4 separate regions of the Homo sapiens genome follow, and all the other regions are linked to region 1. A link is a contact called in ENCODE Hi-C or POLR2A ChIA-PET data. All regions are on one chromosome and are shown on one strand. The core of a region is the stretch at or near the end of the contact, and the rest is flanking DNA. Distances in the headings are between cores, read along the strand shown. Region 1 holds the start of FOXJ3 (forkhead box J3). Region 2 overlaps FOXJ3 (forkhead box J3). Region 3 overlaps RIMKLA (ribosomal modification protein rimK like family member A). Region 4 overlaps FOXJ3 (forkhead box J3).

Evidence for each region. Hi-C counts contacts between places; a loop is a spot of excess contacts on that map. ChIA-PET counts read pairs that join two places held with the same protein, here RNA polymerase II (POLR2A). Pooled maps may share reads with other maps.
Region 2: a map of endothelial cell of umbilical vein shows a loop between it and region 1 (2.4-fold over the local background). The contact joins the enhancer-like site here to the promoter of FOXJ3 in region 1. A Hi-C loop is called at or near these places in 4 of 168 maps with a recorded cell type or tissue (Calu3, PC-9, endothelial cell of umbilical vein and 1 more) and 4 of 50 pooled maps. POLR2A ChIA-PET finds 5 or more read pairs at or near these places in 6 of 52 experiments (Caco-2, MCF 10A, OCI-LY7 and 3 more).
Region 3: a map of sigmoid colon shows a loop between it and region 1 (5-fold over the local background). The contact joins the enhancer-like site here to the promoter of FOXJ3 in region 1. A Hi-C loop is called at or near these places in 2 of 168 maps with a recorded cell type or tissue (aorta and sigmoid colon) and 3 of 50 pooled maps. POLR2A ChIA-PET finds 5 or more read pairs at or near these places in 5 of 52 experiments (HEK293, MCF 10A, WTC11 and 1 more).
Region 4: a loop to region 1 is called in a map of dorsolateral prefrontal cortex, with 8 times the contacts of the local background. The contact joins the enhancer-like site here to the promoter of FOXJ3 in region 1. A Hi-C loop is called at or near these places in 5 of 168 maps with a recorded cell type or tissue (PC-9, adrenal gland, dorsolateral prefrontal cortex and 2 more), 12 of 37 single-sample maps with no recorded cell type and 8 of 50 pooled maps. POLR2A ChIA-PET finds 5 or more read pairs at or near these places in 2 of 52 experiments (WTC11 and endothelial cell of umbilical vein).

What each region holds. Positions count from the first base shown.
Region 1 is chr1:42,333,116-42,337,579 of GRCh38, reverse strand. FOXJ3 (forkhead box J3) reads left to right here and starts at 2,345. Exons shown (of 13, transcript NM_014947.5): 1 at 2,345-2,521. RefSeq lists a silencer at 2,309-2,828 and an enhancer at 2,413-3,370.
Region 2 is chr1:42,211,710-42,216,173 of GRCh38, reverse strand. The region is part of intron 5 of FOXJ3 (forkhead box J3); the gene reads left to right. Among named protein-coding and RNA genes, the nearest start is that of GUCA2A, 49 kb to the right of the region's middle. RefSeq lists an enhancer at 1,322-1,616. Within about 2 kb of position 1,418, at least 10 of the 41 ENCODE cell types and tissues checked have a DNase peak (open chromatin) inside an H3K27ac peak, as active enhancers do; they include PC-9 and endothelial cell of umbilical vein, where a contact is called at or near this core.
Region 3 is chr1:42,419,211-42,423,674 of GRCh38, reverse strand. RIMKLA (ribosomal modification protein rimK like family member A) reads right to left here. Exons shown (of 5, transcript NM_173642.4): 5 at 1-4,464. Among named protein-coding and RNA genes, the nearest start is that of ZMYND12, 35 kb to the left of the region's middle. Within about 2 kb of position 2,439, at least 8 of the 41 ENCODE cell types and tissues checked have a DNase peak (open chromatin) inside an H3K27ac peak, as active enhancers do.
Region 4 is chr1:42,256,830-42,261,293 of GRCh38, reverse strand. The region is part of intron 4 of FOXJ3 (forkhead box J3); the gene reads left to right. Among named protein-coding and RNA genes, the nearest start is that of FOXJ3, 76 kb to the left of the region's middle. RefSeq lists a silencer at 1,801-1,850. Within about 2 kb of position 1,758, at least 6 of the 41 ENCODE cell types and tissues checked have a DNase peak (open chromatin) inside an H3K27ac peak, as active enhancers do; they include dorsolateral prefrontal cortex and gastrocnemius medialis, where a contact is called at or near this core.

The DNA.
Region 1 (4,464 bases), core at 1,096-3,595:
CTTCCGCCTCTGCCTAAGTGTTGGGAGACCATAGACAGACTGTACGTTATTTATTTTTTAGAGATGGGGGCTTGCTGTGTTGCCCGGGCTGCACTTGAACTCCTGGGCTCAAGTGATCCTATCCTCCTGCCTCAGCCTCCTTAATAACTGGGATTACAGTCAAGCGCCACTGTGCCCGGCTGAGACTGCATCTTATTTATCTTACTCATTGCTACTATCTAGTTCAAGCCATCATTCTGTACCTGGGTAATGGAGCCTCTGGCTTCCACCATTGTCCTCTTAGTTCTGCTCTTAGCACGGCGGCCAGAGTGATCTTTTGAAAGCACGAGTCAGATCCTATCACTCCTCTGTTCAAAGCCCAGCAGTGGTTCTGTTTCAGCCAAGATTCCTACAGCTCCCTACTTGAGACCCCTCTCTCTGATCTTATCTCCTCATTAGGCTCCCATTTGCTCACGGCTCCAACCGTCCTGGCCTTCTCATTATTTTTAACACTTCCCGAGGCTTTTGTCTCCAGGCCTTTCCACCAGCTAGCTGTTCCTTCTGCCTGGGACACTCTTCCCCAGACAACTGCATGGCTGACTCCCTCAGCTCTTTCAGGTCTCCGATTTAAAGTCATTTTATAAATGAGGCCCATGCTGACGGCTCTATTTAAAATTGCAGGCCAGGCGCGGTGGCTCAGGCCTGTAATGCCAGCACTTTGGGAGGCCGAAGAGCGCGGATCACTTTTGAGTTCGGGAGTTTGAGACCAGCCTGGCCAACATGGTGAAACCCCATCTCTACTAAAAATACAAAAATTAGCCGGGTGTGGTAGCGCGCGCCTGTAATCCCAGCTACTTAGGAGGCTGAGGCAGGAGAATCACTTGAACCCGGGAGTTGCAGTGAGCTGAGATCGCGCCACTGCACTCCAGCCTGGGCGGGAGAGCAGGATTCCCTCTTAAAAAAAAATTGCAAACCCCCTTCCTCCAGTTTTCCTCATACCCCTTACCCTGGTGTATTTTTTTTTCCCCATATGCCTTCTAACATATTACATAATTCTCTTACATTTATCATCTTTCTCCTTATATTAGAATGAAAGCTCCAACAGGGAAGGGTATTTGTTTTCTCTCTCTCTTCTGTTTACTGATACATCCCAAGCACTAAAATAGTGTCTGGCAACCTTAGTAGTGATTGGCAAATATTTGTTGAGTGAATGAGTACATGAATCTTCAGAATCTTGCTAGTCTTATAAAGAAAAGGAATATGTGAATACTTTGAATCTCCAGTGCCTAGAAATGCTTGACCAAACGGCAGGTGTTCAATGTTTACTGAAGGAATTGTGTGCTCAGATCTGCTGGAGGTCTTTATCTGAACCCTTTGAGACTATGTCAAAAAAGTACCCAGGGCCAATTCACTCATGCCTCTCCTTTTCCTCTCATCCAATCAGCCTAGTATTCATCTAACAAATATCTAAGTCTCCAAATATTGAGCCACCCATTGTGAGTTCAAAAGCGTGTTTGGCGCTGCAGGGGAATATGTGACTAACGCGAATGAAGCAACAGCAAATACTACACTGGAATGTAATTAAGTGTGAAATTATAGGGCAGATTATCAGTGCTAATAGTTTAGAGAAAGAATCAGTGAAGACTGACGTAGAAGTAAATTCCAAAGTTCACTCGTCGACCAAACTACCCTTCTAAACGCTCCACCTACTGATAGTAGTACCATAACCTGGGTAGCTACCTTGAGAATTAGAAGGGCCTTTAGAGGTCCAACTCCTTTAAGAAAGAAAGAAAGACCAGGCACGGGAAAGGCCTCCGCAGACATGAGTCTAGCACCTGGGACTCATGAAGTTCTGAAAAGAGGGGTGTCCTGAAGGTCCAAGGCGCCTTTGTTGGGGGTCCCGGAATCCGCGGTGTGCCAGGTCGGAAAAGGCGTCCGCTTTCCTGGAGAGGAGGCTAAGGTGCCGGGCGCTTCGGTGAGGTGGCGGATGTTGGGGGGCGGGGGAGGGCAGAAGGCACCATTCCTTCGGGGCATGGGGCCCCAGGTATCCGTGGGCAGGGTCCAAAGCCACCGATCCCTACTGTCCTCAACTGCGGGGTTGCCTCCGCCGCCTTTGCTCCCAGACGCCACTCCGAGGCACAAGGACCCCAAGTCGCTCGGAACTGCCGGCCGCTAGATGACACCGGCTGCGCCGATGCAGAGCCTCGGGAGTCTCAGGGCACTACTTGTCCCAGCGGAGGGATCCTGCGTGCGTCGAAGCGACCGTGACCGCGCAGGGACTTGACGCCGCTGACGCCGGGCCGGCGGCGCAGCGACGCCGCAGGAGGCGGTGGCGGCGAGGGCGGGCGGGGGATGCGGGTCGGGAAGTAGTTCCGGGTGCGCGGCCCCGGATGTTGGCTGCTCTTGCTGCCGCCGCCGCTCTCGGGGCTGCTCGGGGCCTCGACCGCTCGCAGTAGGCACCGTTGGGACCTTTCCCGGGGGGGCGGAGACGCACGGAGCGGCCGGGGGCTCGGCCGGGCCGTCCCGGCCTGCGCAGCCTGAGGTAAGTGCCCCCCGCCAGGGCGGCCGGGCCTGGGCGGCGGGCGAGGAGGCGGGGCTGTGGCATCTCCCGGGACGGAGGCAGGGGCTGTCCTCCGCGAGACGCCCTCTCTCTTCCAGCCGCAGCCGCGTTGCGGGGTGGGCGGCGGGTGGGGCAGGGGGCCTGGGCCCCGGCTGGGGCCTGGCGGACGCCGAGGGCTGGGTCCTTCCCTCCCCCGCGGCGCTTCTCAGCTGCTGCTGCCCCTCAGCTGGGAAGCAGCGGCTTCGCGTCTCCCGCCCCTCCCCCAGGCGGGGCACCGGGGAACCAGACGTGGATCCCGGGGGCGCCTAGTCCGAGGGCAGCGACCGTCTCCTTCCCTCCATGACCTGTCCCTTGGCCTGGGCTAGCCCCCGACCCCGGCACTCTGCGGCTTCTTCCCTTTAAGCTTGGGGGCGCTTTTCTGCCGGCAGGGCGGGCTGTACCTCACGCCTTGGAGTGGCCCTTTGGGGAGAGGAGGCCCATGCGAGGGTGCTTGCGTTCCCGCCCATCCTGTGTCTGTGTCCTTTGCTGGGATTAGGGCAAAGGCAGCCGTTCCATGCGGACGTGTTGCTGTCCTGTGTGTGTTGCATCCTGCCCACGTGGTAGAGTGTCTCCCGCCCCCCCTCCCAGCTCCATTTTTGCAGCTGGTGAGGAGGGAGGTTAACGGGATGGTTTTTCCTCTGTGATTTCCTCCGGGTGGCGTGGAAGGTGTTAGGGTCAGTTTGCTTTGCCGAGGCCGGCTGTTGGTTAGATGAAGAATCGAGAGTTGTACTCTGAAATTGAGGCCAGTAGGGGACATAACAGGGCTTAGTTTCATTAACATCTTTTTTCCTCTTCCATTAGCTGCTCTTATTCTTTTCTCTGTTGCTTAATTATAGAGAATAAGCGCTTGCTACCGATGCATTCAGGTGTATAGTTTTCATTTCTCTGTTTTACTTTTTGTGTGTCTGGTTAGCAAAGGTTTTACTATTCCGTGTTGGTGCATTCCACGTCTGTGTTGTCCCTGGTTGGATTCCTGAATGAGTTAGAGCCATTCACTCTAATTCCTGAAGGAGTTAGAGATTGGTGGGCACCTTTTTGGTCTTTTTCTGAGATTTATTTGTGTGTGTTTTCTTCCTTCTATTTTGTTTCCCAGTGAAAAAGCGTGATGTCATAGGAGCGTTATATGCATAGCTCTTTTTCTCACAAGGCAGCACTAGTTTCACCTAGTCACTTATTTTGTAGAAGCTCTTTTACTTCACTTTTCCTCTTACTCTGTTGAGTACCCATTGCACACTCTTTTTTTGAAACTGGTTTGAAACATGGTTTGAGTAGTTTTTTTCTTAATGTCTCTTCCAGATTAGGGTTTCCATCTTCTGTTTTGCTGTTTTGAGACCACAGATTGTTCCCGCAATAACAGTGAGAGAAGCCTATTCCTCCTGGTCCCTAGCAAATATTTATAGAAAAGCAGTAACTCCTCTCTTTTTCTGAGTGGTATATATTATATAGACGTGATTAAGTTTTTTAGTTTCTTAGATAAATAGGAGGATTTCTCTTTTTGCTTTTGTGTCTCAGAATTGAGGTGAATCTTCTTGGTTTTGTGCTGCCGAGGACAAAACTGGGAAGTTTCTCATGCTTTCATTAGATTTTTTTTGGATGAGGCTAGAACGTGTTTATTTTGGCTCTTTTTTGTTCATTAGTTTGGGTAAAATAAAAAAACTTAATGTTTCAAAGTCACTTACTAGATTCCAAAGTGGCCTGCATTCTCACTTTTTCACATTGTACATTCTTTGAGTATATTTTTGACATTTTTTTCCTTTTATCTGGTACAGTTCGTATATTCCCTTTCCTTCTATGTAGAATGAAAATATTTAAATATAGATTTTAGATTATATTTTTTCATTATGCTAAGTATGGGTGGGGCAGTGGAAAATGGAGAATGTTGTTCT
Region 2 (4,464 bases), core at 169-2,668, 120 kb after region 1:
TCCAGGTTTTTTCTTTGCTATAATTTCCCCCTGCCTAAAGAACTTTCTTATAGTGCAGGTCTCCTAGCAACAAATTCACTTAGTTTTTCTTTCCCTGAAAATGTATTTATTTTGCCTTCATTTTTAAAAAATTTTCTGTTTCACATATATATGTATATGATATGTTATATAAATTTTTTCCCCCTTAGAGATGGGTGTCTCACTATGTTGACCAGGCTGGTCTCAAACTCTTGGCCTCAAGTGATCCTCCCATCTCAACCTCCCAAAGTGCTAGGTATGTGAGCCACCACGCCCAGCCTGCCTTCATTTTTGAAGAGTATTTTTTATTAGATATACAGTCTGGATTGATAATTCTGTTTTATTTTAGCACTTTAAAGATGTTCACTGTCTTATGACCTCCATCATTTCTGATGAGAAATCCACAGTCATTTCCTAGTCGATGTTTACCTGCATGTGATATGTAGTTTTTCTCTAGCTTTTTTCTATCTTTATTTTCAAGAATTTGATTATGATGTATCTAAGTGTGGTTTTTCCTTCCATTTATTTTTATTGGGGTTTACTGAGCTAATTGAATTTGTTAAATTTGTCTTTTACTAAATTTTCAAAGATTTTAGTCATTATTTCTTCTATTTTTTTCTGCCCTTTTCTCTCTTTATTCTTCCAGAAATCACAGATATACATTAGACCTTTTGAGATTGTCCCACAGCTTTCTGAGGCTCTGTTCTTTTTTTCATAAGCTTTTGATTCTTCAGATTGGTTACTGATCCGCCTTTAAGTTTACTGATTCTTTACTTATTCATTTCCATTTCAATATTAAGGCCATCCATTGATATATTTTTCTTTTGGATATTTTTCCATTCTAAAATTTTGATTTTTTTATTTTTCTCTTGAGATTTCCTTTATTATATTTCCATTCAAGTTTTTTTTAACTTTATTTCATTGAGCATAAATAATTATAATAGCTGTTTTAAAATCCTTGTCTCATAATTCCAGCAACTCAGTCTTTTTTGGAGTGGGCATCTGTAGATTTCCCTTTCTGCCAAGAATGGGCTGTATTTTCTGTTACTTGTGTGCCAGGTAATTTTGGATTGTGTCCTAGACATTGTGAATATTATGTTTTTATAGACTCTGGGTTCTATAATAATCTATAGAATATTGATATCTGTACTTTAGCTGGCTTAACTGTGTTACACTGTAAGCTTTCTCTTTCACCTTTTGTGAGTAGTGGTTCCAATTTCAATTTGATCCTTAAGCCTCTACTTTGATGCAGATCTGTATATGCATGGTTCAGGCCTCAGCCTGGCACATTTGTGCTGTGTTATACACAGGATTATGTATTATGTCTTTCAACTTTCTCTCTTACAGGATTGCCTTTTCTCTCTGGTGGCTGGCTGTGTTTACCTTGGGTCTTTGCCCTAGTTCCTCCTGACGGAAGAACAGCTTTAGCTGTCTGCACTCCACATCTATTGCCTAATCTTGGGGCAAAGCTGCAGCAAAACAGGAAATTCACCCACATTCTTCCCAAGTTTTGACTTACCTTCCCAACCTGCCTATTGTATTTACCCTTTGGAATGCTCAGAAAGCTATTTTTTTTCTCACCATAATACTTTATAGTTATCAGCAGAAGGTTGGTCTATAGGGGTATCACACTGCCAAACAGGAAGTGGAACTCAAATGGGTATGATTAGGGAACTCCAGAAAGGACCTTTCTTGAGCTAACTGGTGCCACCAGATTAGATTCATCGATACTTTCTTTGTCCAGAATTTCGGTTGATGGCTGCTGTAATAAATTATCCAAATACATTTTGGGATGCCTGGATCTATTGGCTTTACCGATCAGACTACTTTTTGCCTATTAAGAATATAGAATCAGTGCACCTATAAATAAAAATATGTACCATGCTATTGAGTGAATGTCAGAGTATGTGAAGAGAGTGCCTTTACTCTCTCTATTGAAACTGAAGTATTCATGAAAAAATAATTAAAAGCTTTTTTTTTGTTTGTTTAATTTACTGTTTTGTAATAGTTGAAGCTATGTGGGAGTACAGTGCCTCATACCAAAGCTGTCACCTTTCTTATTAGTCACCATTGAGTATTCCTTTGTTTTTACTTTGTTTTATTTTATTTTTAATTGACAATAATTGTATATATTTATGGGGTACAGTGTGATGTTTCAGCACATGTATACATTGTAGAATGTTCAAATTAGGCTAATTAGTTTATCACTTCAGATATCATTTGTGGTAAGAACATTTAAAATCCTCTCAGCTATTTTGAAATATACAATATATTATTAACTGTAGTCATTGGGATGTGCAATAGAACACCAGAACTTTGTACCCATTGACCAGTGTCTCCTCTTTGCCTGTTCCCACTTCTGGTAACCACCATTCTATTCTCTGCTTTTATGAGTTTGGGGTTTTTTTTAGAATCCACATGTAAGTGAAATTATACAGTATTTTCTATCTGTGGCTGGCTTATTTCACTTAGCATAATACCCCCTAGACAGAATTTCCTGTTCTTTAAAGACTGAATAATATTCCATTGTGTATGTGTACCATGTCTCTTTTCTTAGCTGTAGTACTAGTGATTTTATGAATCTGGGAGCATTGGAGTTAGGTGCATGTATATTTAGGTTTGTTATATCTTCTTGTTGAATTGGTCCTTTTATCATTATATAATCGTGTCTTTTTTTTTTTTTTAACTGTTGTTGTTTTACAGTCTTTTTTATATGATATATGAATAGCTACTCCTGCTTGCTTTTGGCTTCCATTTGCCAGAAATATCTTTTTTCACTCCTTTATCTTGAGTCTTTAAGAATCCTTACATGTTAGGTATGTCTTCTGAAGACAGCAGATACTTGGTTTGTGATTTTTTTTAAATCCATTCAGCCAGTGTATATCTTTCAAGTGGAACATTTAGACCATGTACATTCAACATTAATATTGAAATGTGAGACTGTTCCAGTCATGCTGTTGATTGTTACATAGTGACTTTGTTTTCTTCCTTGTGTTATTGTTTCACAAGCCCTGTGAAATTTATACTTTCAGGAGTTTCTATTCTTTTGCGCATCAACCTTTTGTTTCAAGAACTCCTTTTAGCATTTCTTGTAGGCAGGCCTATTATTGACAAGCTTCCTTAGCATTTCCTTTTCTGAGAGACTTTATTTCTCCTTCACTTATGAAACTTAGTTTTTTTTTTGTTTTTTTTTTTTTTGCTAGATACAAAATTCTTGGCTGACAGTTATTATGTTAAGGAGTAAAGGTAGGACCGCAAGCCCTCTGGCTTGTAAGGTTTCTGCTGAGAAGTCTGCTGTCAGTCTGATAGGTTTTCTTATATAGGTTACCTGATGCTTTTGTCTAACTGCTCTTAGACTTCTTTCTTTCACTTTGACTTTAGATAATCTGATGACTCCATGCCTTTGGTGATGTCCTTTTTGCAGTGAATCTCCCAGAAGTTCTTTGAGCTTCTTGTATTTCTAGCAAGACCAGGGAAATTTTCCTTAATTATTTCCTCAAATAGGTTTTCCAAATTTTAACTTTTTCTTCTCCCTTAGGAACACCTATGATTCTTAGGTTTGGCTCTTTTACATAATCCCATATATTTTGGAGACTGTTCATTTCTTTTCATTTTTTTTCTTTATTTTTATCTGATGAGGTTAACCTGAAAGCCTTGTCTTCGACCTCTGAAATTATTTTTTTCTACCTGGTCTAGTCTGTTGTTAAAACTTTCTACCACATTTTGTAGTTCTCTAAATAGGTCTTTTATTTCCAAAGTTCTGATTGGCTTTGCTTTAAAATACTTGTCTCTTTAGAAAATTTTTCCTTCATATCCTGAATTGTTTTTTTAAATTTTTTCTGTTGCATTTTCACCTTGTATTTCTTTGAGTAAACTCACAATTAACTTTTTGAATTATGTTATTATTGAAATGGAGTCTTGCTATGTCACCCAGGCTGGAGTGCAGTGGCACCATCTTGGCTCAACCTCCACCTGTTGGGTTCAAGCCATTCTCCTGGCTCAGCCTCCTGAGTAGCTGGGACTGCAGGCACGTGCCACCATGCCCAGCCAAATTTTGTATTTTTAGTAGAGATGGGGTTTCACCATGTTGGCCAGGCTGGTCTCGAACTCCTGACCTCAAATGATCCACCCACCTTTGCCTCCCAAAGTGCTGGGATTACAGGCGTGAGCCACTGTGCCCAGACACTTCTAATTGTTTTTTAATTTATTTTTGATTCAACTGTGTCTTTTCATTTCTTAGCTTCCCCTGGCCCTCCTCACCCCCAGTACTCCAGGATGTAACTTTAATGTTTATAATTTATTGTCACCCAGCTTTGGTTCTGGGTGCTTTCCCTGGTGAAAACTCTATATGAGTTTCTTGGTTACAGAGAATCTTTGTGTAGTGGCTTTCTCAGATGCTGGTTGTAGTAGCATTGTGCTGGATGTGTGAGCAGGCTCACTATCTCC
Region 3 (4,464 bases), core at 1,190-3,689, 86 kb before region 1:
GGCTTATTCTTTGAGGAGAGGAAATCCCAAGATCCCACAACTTGGAAAGGCATCTGCAGCCAGCCTGAACATCTCTCCACCTGTGCCCCTGCAGCATGGTTTCTGCCAGAGCCACCGTCAAGAGGGTAGGGAAGCCATCAGCAACCTTTCCAAAGTACTTCCTTTCTCACCAAATACGCTGGTCTACCATGGAGCTAAATGCAGTTCTCTTTGAGACAATGGGGGAATTTGAATACGGACTGGGAATTAGATGGTATCAAGGGATTACTGCTAATCTTTTTATATGTGGTAAAGGCAAATGGAAACGTCCTTTTCTGGGGAGTTTACTATTCTCTCCACTTTTGTGTAGTTTGACGATTTTCATGTAAGAGAAGAAGAAAGAAACATAGGCCACATTCCCCAGTGTTTGGGTTCAAGGACAATATGAATGGTACATAATGTCATACCCCAAATCATCCTCGGCTGCAGCAATCAAGCACTATCCCTTTGATGCTCTGACCTCAATTTGGACTCCCTGACCCTCAGAAGCTGGGGAATAGCCTTAGTTCAAGGGTCTTGAGCCTTGTTTTGACTGTTAGTCCCCCAGGGTCTTATCACCGCTTCTCCCAGGAAGCCTCTTGAAATGTCAGGCAAACACAAGTCCTGAGGGCCCTGCCTGACCTGTCAGAGTTCTTCTGGTGAGTACACAGATTCTTTCAATCCCCTGAGACCCCTTACTGCACCACACAGCCATTTTAAACAGCTTTCAGCTCTCACTTGCTATTTGAATCTTAATTCGAATGTCAGCCCGGGAGAGCACGCTGAGCAGGCCCGTGACAAGCTCACGCCATCTGCATTAGTATTTTCCTCCATCATCTTGACAGTTGAGAGTTGGCAGTATTACAATTCAGACGGCACTCTGCGTTTGAAAGGAAAATTATAGTTTTTCAGAACGCAGCTGGTGTGCAAGTGAATAGGGTGAAGTTTCTTCTGTGAAGGCTCTTCCTCATTTTATGATATGAAAATAATAAAATGTAGATTCAGCATGTGATTCTTACTTTACAAGAACCACCAAAAGGCACAGAATTTTGGAGACAAAGGCAAACAAAGCATTCTGTTCCATAGTAATAATTTTAATAAAAAGCAAAAACAGCAAAACAATCATTTATAAATGATTTCGTCTCTGTTGGAGAAGTTAACACTGTTATTGCTGTATAAACCACTTGGAAATGAGCTATTCTGGTGCCTAGTTAAGATGTATTCTTTTCAGCATATTTTCATTTTGCCAGTTAGGCAGGAAAAGCTACAGTCCACTTTCCTGGAGGGAATTTAGCTGAACTACTGCCCACAGGTGACAGTGAACTTTACAAATCACTCCAATAAGTTTAGTAGCAAAGTAAACATCTTTCTCAAGTGTTGAAATCACAGAAGTTAGACAGAACAAGCAGAGAAGCAGTCTTTTAGGTGTTAAACTTCATGCCACTTGTGCACATTACACTAGGACACTTGCTTCTGAGAAATACAACACAAATGCTACCTCCCTGGAACTAAGATGTTTCAGTGCTCACGTGTATCAGTTTCTTCTCTCTGTCTCCCAGCAGCAGTGGTGTGCTGACAAATGTTTAACAACCAGCTCTCGGGGAGGGGGGTCTTGATATAGAGTGTTTGCCAATCTCTGTGGTGTAAATACTCTCAATAGGGCCGATTCCCCAGCTACTGATGTGATGTCACTGAATGTTCAGGTTGGGAAGAGATGTGCAATAGCACGCCATTATATTGTAGCACACCATACCAATACAATAGATGTCAGTATCCTCAAGAACATAGATAATAGTAAAATAATTAGGAAGTGATGAGTTTTGAGTATTTATTACTGTTTTTAACATACTTTATTTAATTGCAGGTTAATATAATCTCTAATGGTCACTGTGGCTGTGTTTACCAACCAGCTTACAAAATTCCTGGAAATTCAACAATCCACTCTCATGGGCCAGTGCAAACCACTTCGGCACACCACTGGAACTCGGGACCTCAAGGTGGGACTAAGCAAACCAGGCACCCGCCTAGTCCTGCCTCCACAGTGACCGTTATCAGCTCTGCAGAATGATTAAGGGCCCCAGCTCTCCCCTTGCAGATCAGTGTTCCTTCTAAATAGGAGATTACGGGAGTCCCACTCCGGATAGGCCCAGGACAGCAGAATTTTAGCAGCTTTATTGGTTAGTTCCATCTGATCTCAGGGCTGTCATCCCTGCCAAGTCCAGATGGTGCTGTCAGACTATCAGAGTTCCCCACACAGCCCCTCCTTCCCCCAGCCTTCTGCACTCCCCTCACCCTCTATTTGACAGGTTTAATTCACGTCCCTGGCACCACCTCCTTCCATTTGATGCGAAGCCAGCAAACCTAATACAGGAAGAGCCAAAAAACCCAGGTGCTAAATCATCCAAGGTCAGGCTGCTTTCCAGGTCGGCTTTCCAGCCCCCCAGTTGTCTGAGGCAGTCTCTCCTCCAGGATTTTTCTTAGCCAAATACGTTCGCTAGATCTTGCACATAGCGTCATAAAATCTCAAGGATGGATGGGACCTTCCAGTCATTAGCCTGAACCACAGCATGCTTGAGCTACCGCCAGCCCTGCCCCCAGCAGCTCTTTTTCCCAGCTGTAAAGCTGCTGTCTGCCAGCTTTTATCCCTTGGCACTGAGCCATGATCACAAGAAGGCGATGCTTGTGTTGCTCACAGTGGGGGAAGCAAGAGGAAAGGAACCTATGGAAAGCCAGGCATGTGGTTAAGTGCGACACATTCAAGTTTGTTTATGTATCACATTTATAGGTGACAAAATTAAGGTTTAACAAGTTGAAGTAAAGTGTCCCTGGGTCACACAAGCTTTAAGTTACCTGGATTTGAACTGGATCTGACTCAGACTAGTACCATTCACATTAGCCCACGCTGCCTTCCAAAAGGTGTACCCCTGACAACGAGTGGTGAATATGGTCATTGTGATGCCTGGCTTGTGCAGTGGGAATTAAAAATGCATCACCTTAAGAGATGGCACTCGAATTCCGCTTGGGGAGGGAACTGTCTTCGTCCAGGAAAATGTTTTTAATAAGCCACCCATGGTAAAAGGTGAAGTCATGACGGTTAGGGTGTTGGCAGGAATCAAATTAAGAAAAGGAATGGCTATCCATCTGGTTGTATGTGAGAATATAAATGGAACTGCTCTGTCCCAAGGACAGGAGACAGGGACCACGTGGAGTGGAAGGTGAGTGGAGATTCCTCCATAGTATATAAAAAGAACATTCTATAAATGGGGTGCCGAGTCTGCACTGTTGTAGCATCTGCCATTCCTTCCCACGTCACTGAGACACACGCAGGCACACACACTCACTCGCTTGAATTTTGCTATGTGGAAATGGGCGAGGAAACTGAGCTTCATGTCTCAGCTGATGCATTGCAGGGATAAGACGCTATTTAAAATGAGGTAGCAGAAGTGTGGAGTCAGCAGTGGCTGCAAAAATATAAGTCTTTGAGAAATCACAGAAATCTAGAGGTTCAGAAACAGAGCCCAGTTATCAGACCTCTCTGGATGTCAAGAGGCAAGGAGCCCTCAGCTGACATTTGGGTTACAATAGGGATGAATCTGTGCCTAATGTCTGGCTGCAAGGGGAACGCACTGTGGAACAGAAAGTGGGGGGAAACTTTTGACCTTGTTGCTGATTGAAACTGGAGCATGTGCATCGAACAGGATTTCTTCTTGGGTGTGCCTAATGCAATAGGTTTAGGAGCTGCAAACCCTTGGTTTCCAGGACATTCTGCAGTGAGGGAACATCAGCCGAATTGGAGCCAAATAAGCTTTCAGTTAGCTTGGCATGGGCTTTCTTCCTCACATCCCACCACTGAAAGTGTGGGGTAGAGTTAAATGGTCTTGGCTGGTCTAAAGACGGTGCGGGCCATGAGCCAGCTTGCATCATGGAAATATACATGCCTTTGGGGCTCTCACCTAGAAGCCATCCAAGTGCTGAACCCTTGACAGCTGGCACATCAACACCGTGTTGATCCAGAACAGAGGCTCATCAGAAGGGGAGGAGGCGGAGGGTAGGCCCAGGATGGGAGCATGTGCTAGATTCCAGGGAGGGATGGAGCTACCTCTGGCAGTATGCCAAAGTGGATGAGGAATCAGACTGCCTGAGTCCAGCCTTGCTATTGACTAGCAAGTGAACATGGCCTCTGGAACTAAGTAAGATTCCCTACTTATGAAATGGGGGACTAGACTGGTCTCCAAAATGCTAATTCCATGGTCTCAAATGGGGATCATAAGCGACTTTCTTAGTGTTGCCCTGGAGCCCCAGAGAACATGAACCTCACAGCAAAATTACCAAACCAGGTTGGAATGCCAGCACAGGGCTTGAGACAGTGCATATTGGCACAGGAGCTGTACCTAGAGAAGGAAATGGAAAGGCTTAAAAGAAGAAAGTTTCCACATTCAGCCCTGT
Region 4 (4,464 bases), core at 509-3,008, 76 kb after region 1:
CTGCAGTCTATCTCCATTTTTTAAATCCCGTCTTTTGTCTCTTCTCTTTTCATTAGTTCTGTTTTCTCTATATTTGTCTTTTTTTTTTTAAATTCTTTGGGTTATAAGTCTTATTGTGTAATTCATACATGTGTCTTAATTATCTTAAAGGTAAATATTTACATCAGGGAAAAGCAGATTACTGGCTAAATATAGTTTAAAAAATATAATTTTCTTTCTCTGCTTTTCAGCTTAACCTTTTCTCAATTTTGTTTCCCTTTCTTCAGTTCAGAGAAATGATCTTTGACTTGAAAGGAACTAAAGGATTATAGGGCTTAGTTTCAACAGTTATCTAAACTTAGTAGCAGTGGGCTCTAATAGAACTGAGAAAATAGCTAAGAAGTTTAAAACCACATGAAGGCCACCTGACTATCCTGGGGAAATAACTACAGTTAATTCATAGAAGAGTTTTTAGGGGTGTAGGGGTTGGGGAATCTTTGTCTTGCCTGGGAATGGGAAGTTGTAAAGCCTCAGTGACCATAGAGATTGGGTTCTCCTGGTTTGTGAGGAAATAACAAATTCACTGCTAAGAGACTAACTTTTGAAACTTACAGGATTGTGATTTTTTTTTCTTTAAAAATTTCTTTTGAGACAGGATCTTGCCCTTTTGCCCAGTGCAGTGGTGCTCTCATAGCCTACTGGGCTCAGGTGATTCTCCAGAGTAGCCAGGATGACAGCACATGCCACCATGCCTGGCTAAGTTTTTGAAATTTTTTGTGGAGATGGAGTTCTCACTATGTTGCCTGGACTGGTCTTGAACTCCTGGCCTCAAGTGATCATCCTGCCTTGGCTTCCCAAAGTGTTGAGATTAGAGGTGTGAGCCACCACGTCTCACAAATTATGAATTTTTTTCTATTCCTATTCTGTAGCTTAGTATAAGGGACCATAACATAGTTGACTGATCTTTCTTTTCAAAGGGTATTCTTTTTGGGGGGGCTATATTAGTATTATGTTATATTTATTTGTAAATTGCTTGTTAATCTCTGGTATCCCATTTTGGTCATTTTCTTTAAAAAATATGTAGAAAAACTGGAGAGGTTTGAGGGAACATAAAATATAACATTAAATGATGAACAGTGTTGTAGGAGTCGTAGGTATTACCTTAAAGAAGGAAGATAAGAGTATAATTTTAATGCTAGTCTTAAGTAAATGCATGATTTTTGTAAAGAAGATGATGACTGTTTATCTGTGTTTCTGTACAAACTAAACAGGAAGTAGGACTGAAGGATAAGCAAGAGTTTGGTTGGACCGAAATAAGAATGTCATATTTATTGAAGTGAAAAAACACTGATACAGCTTCCCAAGGGAGACTTTAGAGTTTGTCACTTCTGAAGCACTTGAATAGATGAGGTTGCTAGCATTTGTCATTTTAACTCATGGTAGATAAGAACTCGAGTTGAAGGCTGGAAGAGGATATGATCAAGTTTAGCTGAGGGACGAGTCAGAGCAAAGCTGGGTAGAATCAGGAATTAAGGGAATTAATATAAGTACTAACGTGAGATCCAAGAGTGAAGAAATGGATTAGTGCCATTGAGTGATTGTCGAGACAGAGGTGAATTATGAATGTGAGGCATTCCATTAGACAAACCAAGGTTAGAAAGCTAAGGTATTCAGAAGATTAGAAAGATTGAGTTAGATAGAAGTGAGAGTCTGATTCAGGGAGATAACACTGCAGAAGCTGAAAGAAGTTTTGGCCTAGAGCCCTGACGTTAATACTGTTTGAGCAGTGTGGTTGCAGCTGCCTTTTGTTGAGACATACAGTGTTCTCTGTTCTCTTTTTAAAGTTGGAAGAGAACATTTTGTTGTTGTTGGCCTCTTTTTTCTTTTCCAGATCTAAACTACTTTAAAAAAATAACATTATACCTAGAAATTTAAAAAAAATTATATATGGTGAAATTTACTCTTTGGTGTGTAATTCTATTAGTTTCAACAAACACAGCGTAACCATCACTGTAATCAAAATAGAGAACAGTATTCCAGATTGTCACTTGGTAGTCAGCCCTTTCCCTCATCCCCAGGCCTTTGCAACTACTGATCTGTTTGTGTCCCTATAATTTTGCCTTTTCCAAAATGCCATATAAATGGGACTCATATAGTACATGGCCTTCTGAGTCTGGCTTTTTTGCTTTAGTATAATGTATTTGAGAGCTATCCATGTCGTTGTGCATATCAGCAGTTTTGTTTCATTTCATTGCATATATTCCATCACACGGATTTATCAGAGTTTAATCACTATTTGAAAGACATGTTTTTGTTAGTTGTATGATCATTTGACCATCAAGTTACTTTCTTTTCGGCTTAGACTTGACAGATATTGAGCTATAACACTCAAGTAGTAACATAATAGTCAAGTTAAGCTGCCTTGTGAGTGGATTATGTAGGTGAGCCATCTGTTTCTTGGGAATTCGTTATGATATAGTAAAACTTTATCTCTAACTTAAAGTTTCTAAAAGGATTGATTGGCACTATGATTTAAAAGCAAGATATGTCTGTTAATCCCTTAATAGGATGTACTTTTTAAGTATCTTTAACATTTAGGGGAATTGTTTACTATACCACAGTCAATATGCCAATTACATATTTTAATCCATTAAGAGTAAATTTCTTAACACTCTAGGCTTAATTTGATGATCAATGTATTTAAAAGTAATAAAAACTTGTATTTGTTCAAAAAGGGTATTTCAAGGACCTAAGCAGGCATTGGAATAGTTGTTATCCACATGTTCATTCGGTCAACTAGCCAGACAAGCAGACTGCCTTTGAGTACTTACTGTGTGTTGTGGTCTCAGTAGCTATTTAACCTATTGTCCAAGCTAGAAACTTCTGAGAATGAAAGTGGTGCTATTCTTAACTATGTTTGGGGAACAGTTATAAAGCAGGATTGAAACTCCAAGTATGGTTGCTCTAGATCTGTGGTGCATGCAAATGCTGTGCCTGAGCAGTTACCAGGAACAGCATCCTAAGAAGTTGGGAGAAAACAAGGCAAACAAATCTTTTGAAGTTGGATTGCCAAAATAAACTGGGAGAGGTTAAAAAAATAAAAGATGAAGGCATGGTATAAAGCCAAAGAAGTCAGGGACAAGAGGAATCCAGCTCCTGAGATGAATATGCATTGAAAGCTAAGGAAGAGCAGAGAATTGTCTATGATGATTCCCTTTACCAACGGGCATATACTTGGCAATAGTAATAGATTTCACCATTTGGAATGTTTAGCTATTTATGACAGGGACTGCTCTCCCCAGGAGTCTGAAATTAATATTAGCATTTTTGGTTTATTTGTACTTAATCAGGTAATGGCTTTTTTGTTAGGCTATTTTCAACCTAAGATAAATATGCAGGGTACTTTGTGTTGACATAAAATTTTAGCTAGAAATAAAGTTTTGGAATAGTTAAAATGCACTTTATTTGAAGTAATAAATACTTTTTAATGATGGGAATAACAACATTTAAGTTTATTGTTGATCTTTGACACATCTTCATTTCTGATGCATTTTCTTTTCTTTCTTTTTTTTTTTTTGAGACAGAGTCTCACTCCATCACCCAGGCTGGAGTGCAGTGGCATGATCTTGTTTCACTGCACCTCTGCCTCCCAGGCTCAAATGATTCTCCTGCCTCACCCTCCCCTGTAGGCGGGATTACAAGCGTGTGCCACCACGCCTGGCTAATTTTTGTATTTTGTATTTTGTATTTTTTTCTTTTTCAGTAGAGATGGGATTTCACCATGTTGGCCAGGCTGGTCTCGAACTCCTGACCTCAAATTATCCACCCGCGTTGGCCTCCCAAAGTGCTGAGATTACAGGTGTGAGCCGCTGTGCACAGCCATTTCTGATGGATTTTCTATATCTTGATTACCTTGATTTTTTTCTGAAGTTTATGAATTGCTGGTATTTGTTTGCTCTCTTCTACTTAACAGTGACACCTGGTTTTCAGTTGGGTTCCACTTTCCTTCCTTCTGGAATTAACTTCTGTTTTAGGGTATCTTGATTGATTTTTGGAAAATGTGGTCAAAGTTGTAGAATTCTTGTGATCTTTCTTTGGGATTTTACAGGGTAAGCCACTGCAGTCTTTTCCGTCAGAAAGGACATTACTGTGTTGTACTAGAATTGTTGATATAAATTAATATCTGCATCTGTATATTGCTTTAAAGAATTTAGAGCCATTTTACATGCATTATCTTGATCCTCAAAATAAGCCTGTGGTCAAGCCCCGGTTTTAGATAGTGATCCTTGAGTGCATAGTAGATTTTTTTCCGTAAGTTCACATAATAGAACTACATGTAAATGGAATCATTCAATATATACTCATTTGTGTCTTTCACTCAGCATAATGTCTATAATGCTGCTACATATATCACTTGTTTGTTTCTTATTGTTAAGTGGTATTCCATCATATGAATCTATGACAATTTGTTTATACATTTATTTG